Linked DNA regions of Homo sapiens: region 1 is linked to region 2. A link is an interaction called in ENCODE POLR2A ChIA-PET data of the cell type or tissue named here. Cell type or tissue: B cell. All regions are shown on one strand. Links, peaks and the distances in the headings refer to the core of each region. The heading gives the core; the rest is flanking DNA.

The links. Peaks named below come from ENCODE experiments on the same cell type or tissue, not always from the same donor. Only the 100,000 strongest peaks of a DNase experiment are listed, where the experiment ranks them.
Region 1: POLR2A ChIA-PET joins it to region 2 with 10 read pairs; 19 of 35 experiments call an interaction of 5 or more read pairs at or near these places.

What each region holds. Positions count from the first base shown.
Region 1 is chr16:67,938,231-67,942,585 of GRCh38, forward strand. LCAT (lecithin-cholesterol acyltransferase) reads right to left here. Exons shown (of 6, transcript NM_000229.2): 5 at 4,133-4,355; 6 at 1,520-2,248. The coding sequence ends at 1,674. Among named protein-coding and RNA genes, the nearest start is that of PSMB10, 3.6 kb to the left of the region's middle. RefSeq lists enhancers at 1,554-2,163, 1,952-2,001, 4,089-4,138, 4,122-4,355. In B cell, for the core only: CTCF peaks have their summits at 4,045 and 4,244; DNase peaks (open chromatin) are centred at 2,031, 3,811 and 4,041; H3K27ac peaks cover 1,060 bases.
Region 2 is chr16:68,069,000-68,073,378 of GRCh38, forward strand. It overlaps DUS2 (dihydrouridine synthase 2), which reads left to right. Exons shown (of 17, transcript NM_017803.5): 11 at 1,135-1,221; 12 at 1,941-2,109. Among named protein-coding and RNA genes, the nearest start is that of NFATC3, 14 kb to the right of the region's middle. In B cell, for the core only: no CTCF peak of the experiment used is centred there; DNase peaks (open chromatin) are centred at 1,582, 2,172 and 3,909; H3K4me3 peaks cover 592 bases; H3K27ac peaks cover 2,281 bases.

The DNA.
Region 1 (4,355 bases), core at 356-4,355, 130 kb before region 2:
CTCAGCCTGCCTAGTAGATTTGACTACAGCTGTGGCTACACCTGGCTAATTTAAAAATAAATTTTTTTTTTTGAGACGGAGTTTTGCTCTTGTTGCCCAGGCTGGAGTGCAATAGTGTGATCTTGGCTCACCGCAACGTCCACCTCCCAGGTTCAAACAATTCTCCTGCCTCAGCCTCCCGAGTAGCTGGGATTACAGGCATGCGCCACCATGCCCGGCTAATTTTGTATTTTTAGTAGAGACGGGGTTTCTCCATGTTGGTCAGGGTGGTCTCAAACTTCTGACCTCAAGTGATCCGCCCACCTCGGCCTCCCAGAGTGCTGGGATTACAGGCATGAGCCACCGCACCAGGCTAATTTTTAAAATTTTTGTAGAGATGAGGTCTCACTATATTGCCCAGGCTTGTCTCGAACTCCTGGGCTCAATCAAGTCAAACCCAAGTCTTTTTTTTTTTTTGAGACGGAGTCTCGCTCTGTCGCCCAGGCCGGACTGCGGACTGCAGTGGCGCAATCTCGGCTCACTGCAAGCTCCGCTTCCCGGGTTCACGCCATTCTCCTGCCTCAGCCTCCCGAGTAGCTGGGACCACAGGCGCCCGCCACCGCGCCCGGCTAATTTTCTGTATTTTTAGTAGAGACGGGGTTTCACCTTGTTAGCCAGGATGGTCTCGATCTCCTGACCTCATGATCCACCCGCCTCGGCCTCCCAAAGTGCTGGGATTACAGGCGTGAGCCACCGCGCCCGGCCGAACCCAAGTCTTTACAGTGGTCCATTACTCTTCTTGTCACTCTGACCTCAGTGTAGGCACTGCCTCCTCTGGGAAGTCTTTGCTGACCTGAAAGGCTCAGCCTCTTGTGCTTCCTAAGCTTTTCTCAGAGCATTTAGCTTCATTAGTAATTAAACTTCCATTAGTGAAATGATCTGATTAATGGTTGTCACTCCCAGATTTTAATTCTAACTTTTTTTTTTTTTTTTTTTTTTGAGACCCAGTCTCTTTTTTTTTGAGACAGTCTCATTCTGCCGCCCAGTCTGGAGTGCAACGACGTGATCTCGGCTCACAGTGACCTCCACCTCCCAGGTTCAAATGATTCTCGTGCCTCAGCCTCCTGAGTAGCTGGGACGACAGATGCATGCCACCACGCCTGGCAAATATTTTGTATTTTAGTAGAGACGGGGGTTTCTGCCATGTTGGCCTGGCTGGTCTCAAACTCCTGAGTTCAGGTGATCCGCCTGCCTCGGTCTCCCAAAGTGCCAGGATTACAGGCGTGAGCCACCGTGCCCGGCCTCTAAACACTTGTGGCCCTGTCATTCACCCAGCACTCAAAAGGTCGTCTCACCTGCCCTTTTGGGAGCTGGGAGAGACAGCTCAAATTGTCACCGCCCCCCCACCGCCCCGTGCTCCTCTGACAGGGCTGTGGGTGGAGCCAGCTCCAGTCCCCGCGCCCAGCACAGAGGCAGGCACGGTGCACACTGCCTCAACAGCTCGACCAGGAGAGTGGGCAGCTGTACATCTAGGGTGCCCAGCTCAGTCCCAGGCCTCAGCAGAGCCCATCTTGCCTCACTGCACACAGCACTGAGCCTGTGGCTGGTGAGGAGTGAAACCTAGTGTGGGACTCTAGTGCCTCCCTTCAACCTGAAACATAGCCATCAGGGCTTACGGTAGCAAAGGAAGGTCTTTATTCAGGAGGCGGGGGCTCTGGGCTGGCAGTCGGGGATGCAGGGGGACCCTGGCGGTAGGCACCCAGCAGGATGGCATTGATGTGCTCCAGGGTCAGGTTGCTGAAGACCATGTTGAGATGCTGTATCCCGTGCAGGGGCAGCAGGTGCACAGGCTGTGGCTGGCGGCCCTGCCACAGGCCACAGAGCTCGGTGCTGCGGGTCGCCACCGTGTCATCACCATCCTCATAGAGCACACCCACAGGGTCCGTGTAGGGGAAGCCGTGGTCGTAGATGTAGGTGCGGGGCGTGGGCAGGCCCACGCCGTAAAGACAGTATACTTCCACACCAGGTGCTGGGAGTCCTGCCAGGAGGTCACGTGACTGCAGCCACATGTACCAGCCTTCCTCAAAGTGCAGGTCTGCAAAGAAGCGTTGGAAGTCACGGCCTGTGTAGTTGAAGCTGGGTGTGGAAATGAACACGTGGTCCTCAGGCCACGCCATGCGAGAGGGAAACATCCAGGGGGAGGTGGTGGTTATGCGCTGCTCCTCTTTCAGCTTGATGCTGGACATGATGGGGATGCCCTGGTTGTCACCTGTGGATATGGAGCAAGGTGGGACAGGGAGCCAGGCCTGGCTACCCCTGGCCCACAACCTGCTGAGTGTAGGCTCAGCCAGATGCTCAATCTTGTCCCTGCCCAATCTAGACACAGACTCTAAGCCACAGGCTTGAGCAGGCCTGATATTCAATGATGCTCAGTGTCAGCTTACTCAATGAGAAGCCCTGATAAGACCTCTGTTGGGTGGAGCTGTAGGGCTTCAAAAGGATGGCAGGGACAGGCACCATGGCTCACCCCTGTAATCCCAACACTTTGGGAGGCTGAGGCAGGAGGATCACTTGAGGCCAGGAGTCCGTGACCAGACTAGGCAATGCAGTGAGACCCTGTCTCTACAAAAAAAAAAAAAAAAAAAATCAGCTGGGCTTAGTGGAGTGCACCTCTAGTCCTAGCTACTCAGGAGGCAAAGGCAGGAAGATTGCTTGAGCCTAGGAATTTGAGGTTACAGTAAACTATGATCGCACCACTGCACTGTAGCCTGGGTGACACAGTGAGATTCCAGCTTAAAAAATAAATAAATAGGGCCGGGTACGGTGGCTCACACCTGTAATCCTAGCACTTTGGGAGGCCGAGGCAGGCAGATGACTTAAGGTCAGGAGTTCGAGACCAGCCTGGCCAACATGGGGAAACCTAATCTCTACTAAAAATATAAAAATTAGCCAGGCGTGGTGGCACATGCCTGTGATCCTAGCTACTAGGGAGGCTGAGGCAGAAGAATCACTTGAACTGGGGAGATGGAGGTTGCAGTGAGTGGAGATTGCACTACTGCACTCCAGCCTGGGAAACAGAGCGAGACTCCATCTCAAAATACATAAATAAACAAATAAACATTTTTTAAAAGGCCCAGCACAGTAGCTCACGCCTGTAATCCCAGCACTTCGGGAGGCTGAGGCAGGAAGATCACTTAAGGTGAAGAGTTTGAGACCAGCCTGGGCAACATAGCAAGACCTCATCTCTACTAAAAAACAAAAATAAATTAGGTGTGGTGTTGTGTGCCTATAGTCTCAGCTAACCAGGAGGCTGAGGCAGGAGGATTGCTTGGGCCAGGGAGATTGAGACTGCGGCTATGATCACGCCACTGCACTCCAGCCTGGGCGACAGAATGACCCTGTCTGAAAAAGAAAAAAAAAAGTAGGCGGGGCTTCCTGAGGACCAGGGTGTGTGGGGATGGTGGGTGAGGCCCAGGATGTGTGGGGATGGTGGGGGCGGTGCTGGCTGTCCTCCCTCGGGCATGTGTCTTTCTGCTCCTTGTGTGGCTTATGCAGCAATGGGGGCCACAGAGTTGTGCTCCAGAAAGGGGGAAACAAGATGGTGTCTGTTTGATGTTTATTGGTGGTGTCTGATGAGCGTTTCTCTTGTCCAGACTGTGTTTCTCTCTCCAGACCAGCTCCCAGGGTACAGGGGGTGGGGAGTAGGTGGTAGCTGTGTCAGTGCTGGGCCCTGGTGCCACTCCCTAGGGAAGAGCAGGTGGGGCCTCGGGGGGTCTGGCCCTAGCTCTGGCAGATCCATCCTCAGTGAAGCACATCCCTGGGCAAAGGCACTCCTGCGAGCAAGTGGAAGGCAGGCAAGGGCTGGGCAGGCAGGCTCTGGGGCTACAAGAACAAACCCTGGGAGCAGATAGCTGGGATTCACTTTCTGTGTTCACTGCCCCTTTGCCATCACTGACACAGACTCTGGAAGGAGCCACCCTAATTGCTCAGGCCAGGGTCACTGCTCTGGGGGCCAGTGACAGCAAGCATGCCAGCCCAGGAGTGGTAGATAGCACCCCTAGAGGCCACTGTGAGCAGGAGCCGCAATGAAGGCAGGCCCAGGATCAGCTTGGTCTCACCCATCGCTGGACCTAAGTGTTCGAGGCCTTCTCACCTGAGGCCAAGACCAGCATGGGCTTGATGGAGCCACCCCAGGGAGCCCCAAGAGAGATGAAGCCATCAATAAAGCGGTCCTTCCAGGCCTGGGGCTGGCGCAGCAGGAAATAGAGCAAGTGTAGACAGCCGAGGCTGTGGCCAATGAGGAAGACAGGCTTCCCATAGGCAGCGTGCATCTCCTCCACCAGCCCTGCGAGCTTGCGGTAGTACTCCTCCTGCTG
Region 2 (4,379 bases), core at 287-4,286:
AAGCTGGTGAGATGGGCTAAAAGTGACCATTGGAGATGTAGGGAGACAGAGGTAGAGGCTAGGTTGACAGGGCCCTCGACCCTTTTGTTGAAGAGTATAGTAGAGGGGCCCGGGCGCGGTGGCTAACGCCTAGAATCCCACCACTTTAGGAGGCCGAGGCGGGTGGATCACATGAGGTCAGGAGTTCAAGACCAGCCTGACCAACATGGTAAAACCCTGTTTCTACTAAAAAAAATACAAAATTAGCTAGGCATGGTAGCTCATGCCTGTAATCCCAGCTACCTGGGAGGCTGAGGTAGAATTGCCTGAACCCAGGAGGTGGAGGTTGCAGTGAGCCGAGATTGCACCATTGCACTCCAGCCTGGGCAACAAGAATGAAACACCATATCAAAAATAAAAGAACAAGAGTATAGCAGAGGGGACATACTCAGACAAGAGCTGGACAAGGGCTATCTGGTCGACCGTCTTGCTTGCTTTGTTGCTGAGCACAGCTCAGGTCAGGCCTCACGTCAGCAGCCCTAAAACTCATGCACAAGAACTTGCAGTTGACTTTGGAAGGAGGGGCCCCAGGTTGTGGTCCTGCCTCCCTTGTGCCGTGGTGTGGCAGCCATGGTCCGTGCCTTTCCTGGGTGCGGGGCCTACCCTGTGTCAGGTGCCTCTCCCTAGGATCAGCTGTGCAACTTGGCTTTGGCATTGGCAGCTGTGTGGGAGTGGCCAGTCTGAGCAGCAGCAGCTGTTCCCAGTCCCTTGGAGAGGGCAGGACTGGGACAGTAGGGGCAGCACTCTTATGGCCCTGTCCCTCATCTCTGGCAGAGGCAAAAGGAAGCTAGGGAAAAGCAACATGACCTTGGGAGCCAGGCCACCCACCATGCCCCCCTGCAGCCAGGCCTCCCCTGCAGGCCTCCAAGAGCTGGACTTGCCGTCTCAGCATGGATCTGTGCTGCCCCTGCCCCTCACAGTTCTCCAGAGGGCAGGGAGAGCCATTTCCTGCCACCTGTCCTTGATTGCCATATGGCCACCTGACCTTCCTGAGGTTCAGTGGGGAGGACAGTAAGGTTTGGCTGAGGTAACCCTGTGTGAGTGGTGTCGTGGCTTTTGGTGCTTAGCCCTCAGCCCCATCTTTCTATCTCCAAGGAAGCGGGAGGAGCGACCTCAGCATCCTGTCAGCTGTGAAGTCATCAAAGCCATTGCTGATACCCTCTCCATTCCTGTCATAGCCAAGTAAGCCTCCTGTCTTCATCATGTACTCTGTGTCCCACAGAGCTAAGGGCTGGGTGGTAGCCAGGCCCAGCCTTCCCTAGAGTGAAAAGTTTTAGGGGTGGCTTGAAAAGGGCAGGGCTTTCCACAAGACCCCAGACCTGTTCCTTCTGCTGCCACCTGAGACCCTCCCCTCTGCATGCCTGTCTCAGGACTGAGGCTGCCGACTGACTCCTGATGAAATGTACAGAGACAGAGCAGGGGGTCCTTGGAGCAGCAGGCTGCAGGGAGGGGAAAGTATGACCTAACTGGGCCTCCTTCCTTCCTCTTGTCATCACTAGGGTGTCTGTTCCTCTCGCCAGGGTTTTGACTTAGCCCTCAGTGAACATATAAGTGGCCCATTCAGCTTGGGGGTTTTCCTGTAGCCCCAGTAGCCCAGTTATGGACCCATGTCTCCAGATGTGGGCTGGCTGTAGCCACTGTTTTAGATTAGGGGCAAGGAAAGTAAATTTCCTGGATTACCTATTAAGTGCCAGGCACTCTACATGTATTATCTCAGTTAGTGCTCCTAACTTCATAATGGGATATGGATTCTAATATCCACTTTACTGAAGCTCTGATAGCTGAAGGGACTTGGCCAAATTCACATTGTTAATCAGTGGCAGATCTGAGAGCTGACTTTTTCTGAAAATGCTGATAGGTTCCGTGATGGGGACACCCCTAACCCTCTGGTTGCTTTTTAGCGGAGGATCTCATGACCACATCCAACAGTATTCGGACATAGAGGACTTTCGACAAGCCACGGCAGCCTCTTCCGTGATGGTGGCCCGAGCAGCCATGTGGAACCCATCTATCTTCCTCAAGGAGGGTCTGCGGCCCCTGGAGGAGGTCATGCAGAAATACATCAGATACGTACGTCTCTGTACTTTTTCAAAACAAGCATTTCTCACTGTCTACCACACTCCTGCAGAGAGCACTTTGTGTGAGCCCCCAGCTGCCAGCTGTGCTTGCTGTTCCTCTCCTTTTCTTTTTAGCTCATGTAGTGTAGCTGCACTAGCTCACTGCTTTATTCGGTCTCCCCAGCTGCAATGCTAAGAGAGGATGCTGGGGGGCATACCCCTACCATCTCCTAAAGCTTCCAGAGGTTTGCAGGTCATAGCAAGAACCTTCTAGATCCAGGATGCTGTTGGAACCCCGAACACATGATATATATCTTTCTTTTTCTCACACGCTGCACATACAGAGGCATATGCACGTGGACTGTGGGTTCTGCATCATCAAAGGCATATGTGCCTATAGGTTGGCTCAGGAGCAGCCACAGCCAAGAGGAGCAATTGAGAAATTTCTCACCTGATTTGACTCATCAGTCGAAATAATTTCTAAAACTTTTCTCTTGCTAATTCCAGAATGCTTTAAGCATAACCCTCTACTTAGGGAATAGCTTTTTTTTTTTTTTTTTGAGATGGGGTCTTGCTCTGTTGCCCAGGTGTGAGCATAGTGGCATAATCATGACTCACTGCAGTCTTGACCTCCTGGGCTCAAGTGATCCTCCTGCTTCAGCCTCCCAAGTAGTTGGGACTACAGGCATGTGCCACAACACTCAGCTAATTTTTTATTTTTTTAATAGAGATGAGGTCTCCCTATGTTGCCCAGGCTGGGAATGGCCTTTTCTAAACCAGTTTCTTCTCATTGAGAGGTTGATGGTAGTGCCAAGGGCATATCCCTATAAAAGAAAATGAAGAGTTCACTTGCCTTATCTCTTTGGCACAACCCTGGAACTCTGTGGGACTCTGATCAGCTGCACATGTCTGCAGGGAGAGACAGTGAGTGGTCCTCAAATTCTTCAGTGAATTGGGTCTGAACAGAGGGTGCAGTCTTTGCCCAGAGCAGAGTTCCACCCTCCTCTTCAGTCCTAGGGTTCATACCTGCCTAGGAGTGCCTGTGGCTGCCATGGTATGTGAGTGTTTCCATGGCTGTGCAAGCTAGGATGGTAAGATGCCCTGAGGTCTGCGTCCAGAGCTGGGCAGCCTTTGTCCTATTTCCTGTTCAATGCTGCAGCCCTCACTCCCTGGTTCTGGTGTCCTGCTGGGCAAGTTGGTGACCACCAGCTCTCCAATGGTCTGGGATAGCTCCATGGCAAGGGAGGGCTTGCCCCAGCCCAGGTCAGCTATCCAGCTTTTTGGCCAGCTGGCAAGTCTGGCCAAGAAGACGTGCTGAACAGTGCTGAGCTTGCTCACTGGGTGAAAGGTGATATTATCATTCCTGCTGAGCCATCTCTTGGCAGCTCCTCAAGAGGGTGTGCTATCACAGAGAAAGGGAGCGGCTTTCAAGCATAGGCAGGGCTGCTTCTGGTCCAGCCAGGTGCCTTCTTCCCAGACAAGCTGAGTCAAGGACTTGCCACCAGCCGGGGCGCCCCGACTTACTTCCCACTTTGTCCTGAGCGTGCCGTGGCACTTTCCCAGCCACTGAAGTCATAGGCCCACGTGGAGTTACTAGAGCAGCATAGGGGGTGGGGGATGGGAGGGTGTCCTGGAGGGCTGGGGAAGGCCACCTTCACCCAATACTGCTCTCCTGCCCTACCTCTAGCCAGCCGACTTCCACTGGGTGTCCCAGGCAGTCAGTCATCTTGCCTCCCTGAGCCTTCATTTCACGGTCTGTGGAGTGATGGTGACAGTTGCACCTCACACTTGTATAGATAAATGTAGTCATGAGTAACCCATGTGAACTAAATGATGCTGTGTTTTACCCACGTAGGGGGAAGTTAGAGGCTATTCAAGATGTGGGAAGGGAAGGTGCCCATTCTGGTTAGAAGGAATAGAAGAATCTCACCCCTTTCCTGGCACTGGACCTGCCATGCCAGAATTTGGTGTGTTTCCCCTCCCTTCCCTGGAAGATACTTGGCAGTAGGTCCTCTGTGGTGGCTGAAGCAGGAAGGGGCTCCCGCACTTCGAGACCTCAGTCAGGCTGTCCAGGAGAATGTGTTTCTGACCGTGGTCCTTGGCTGTGACCCTCAAGCTTTGTACCACTAGCTGGAAGAGTAGATGACCAAGGTCGAAGTGGCTTTTTAATTTATTTTTATTTTTATTTTTAATTTTAGATAGGGTCTCAGTCTGTTGCCCAGGCTGGAGTGCAGTGGCATGATCATAGCTCACTACAGCCACAACTCCTGGGTGCAAGCAATC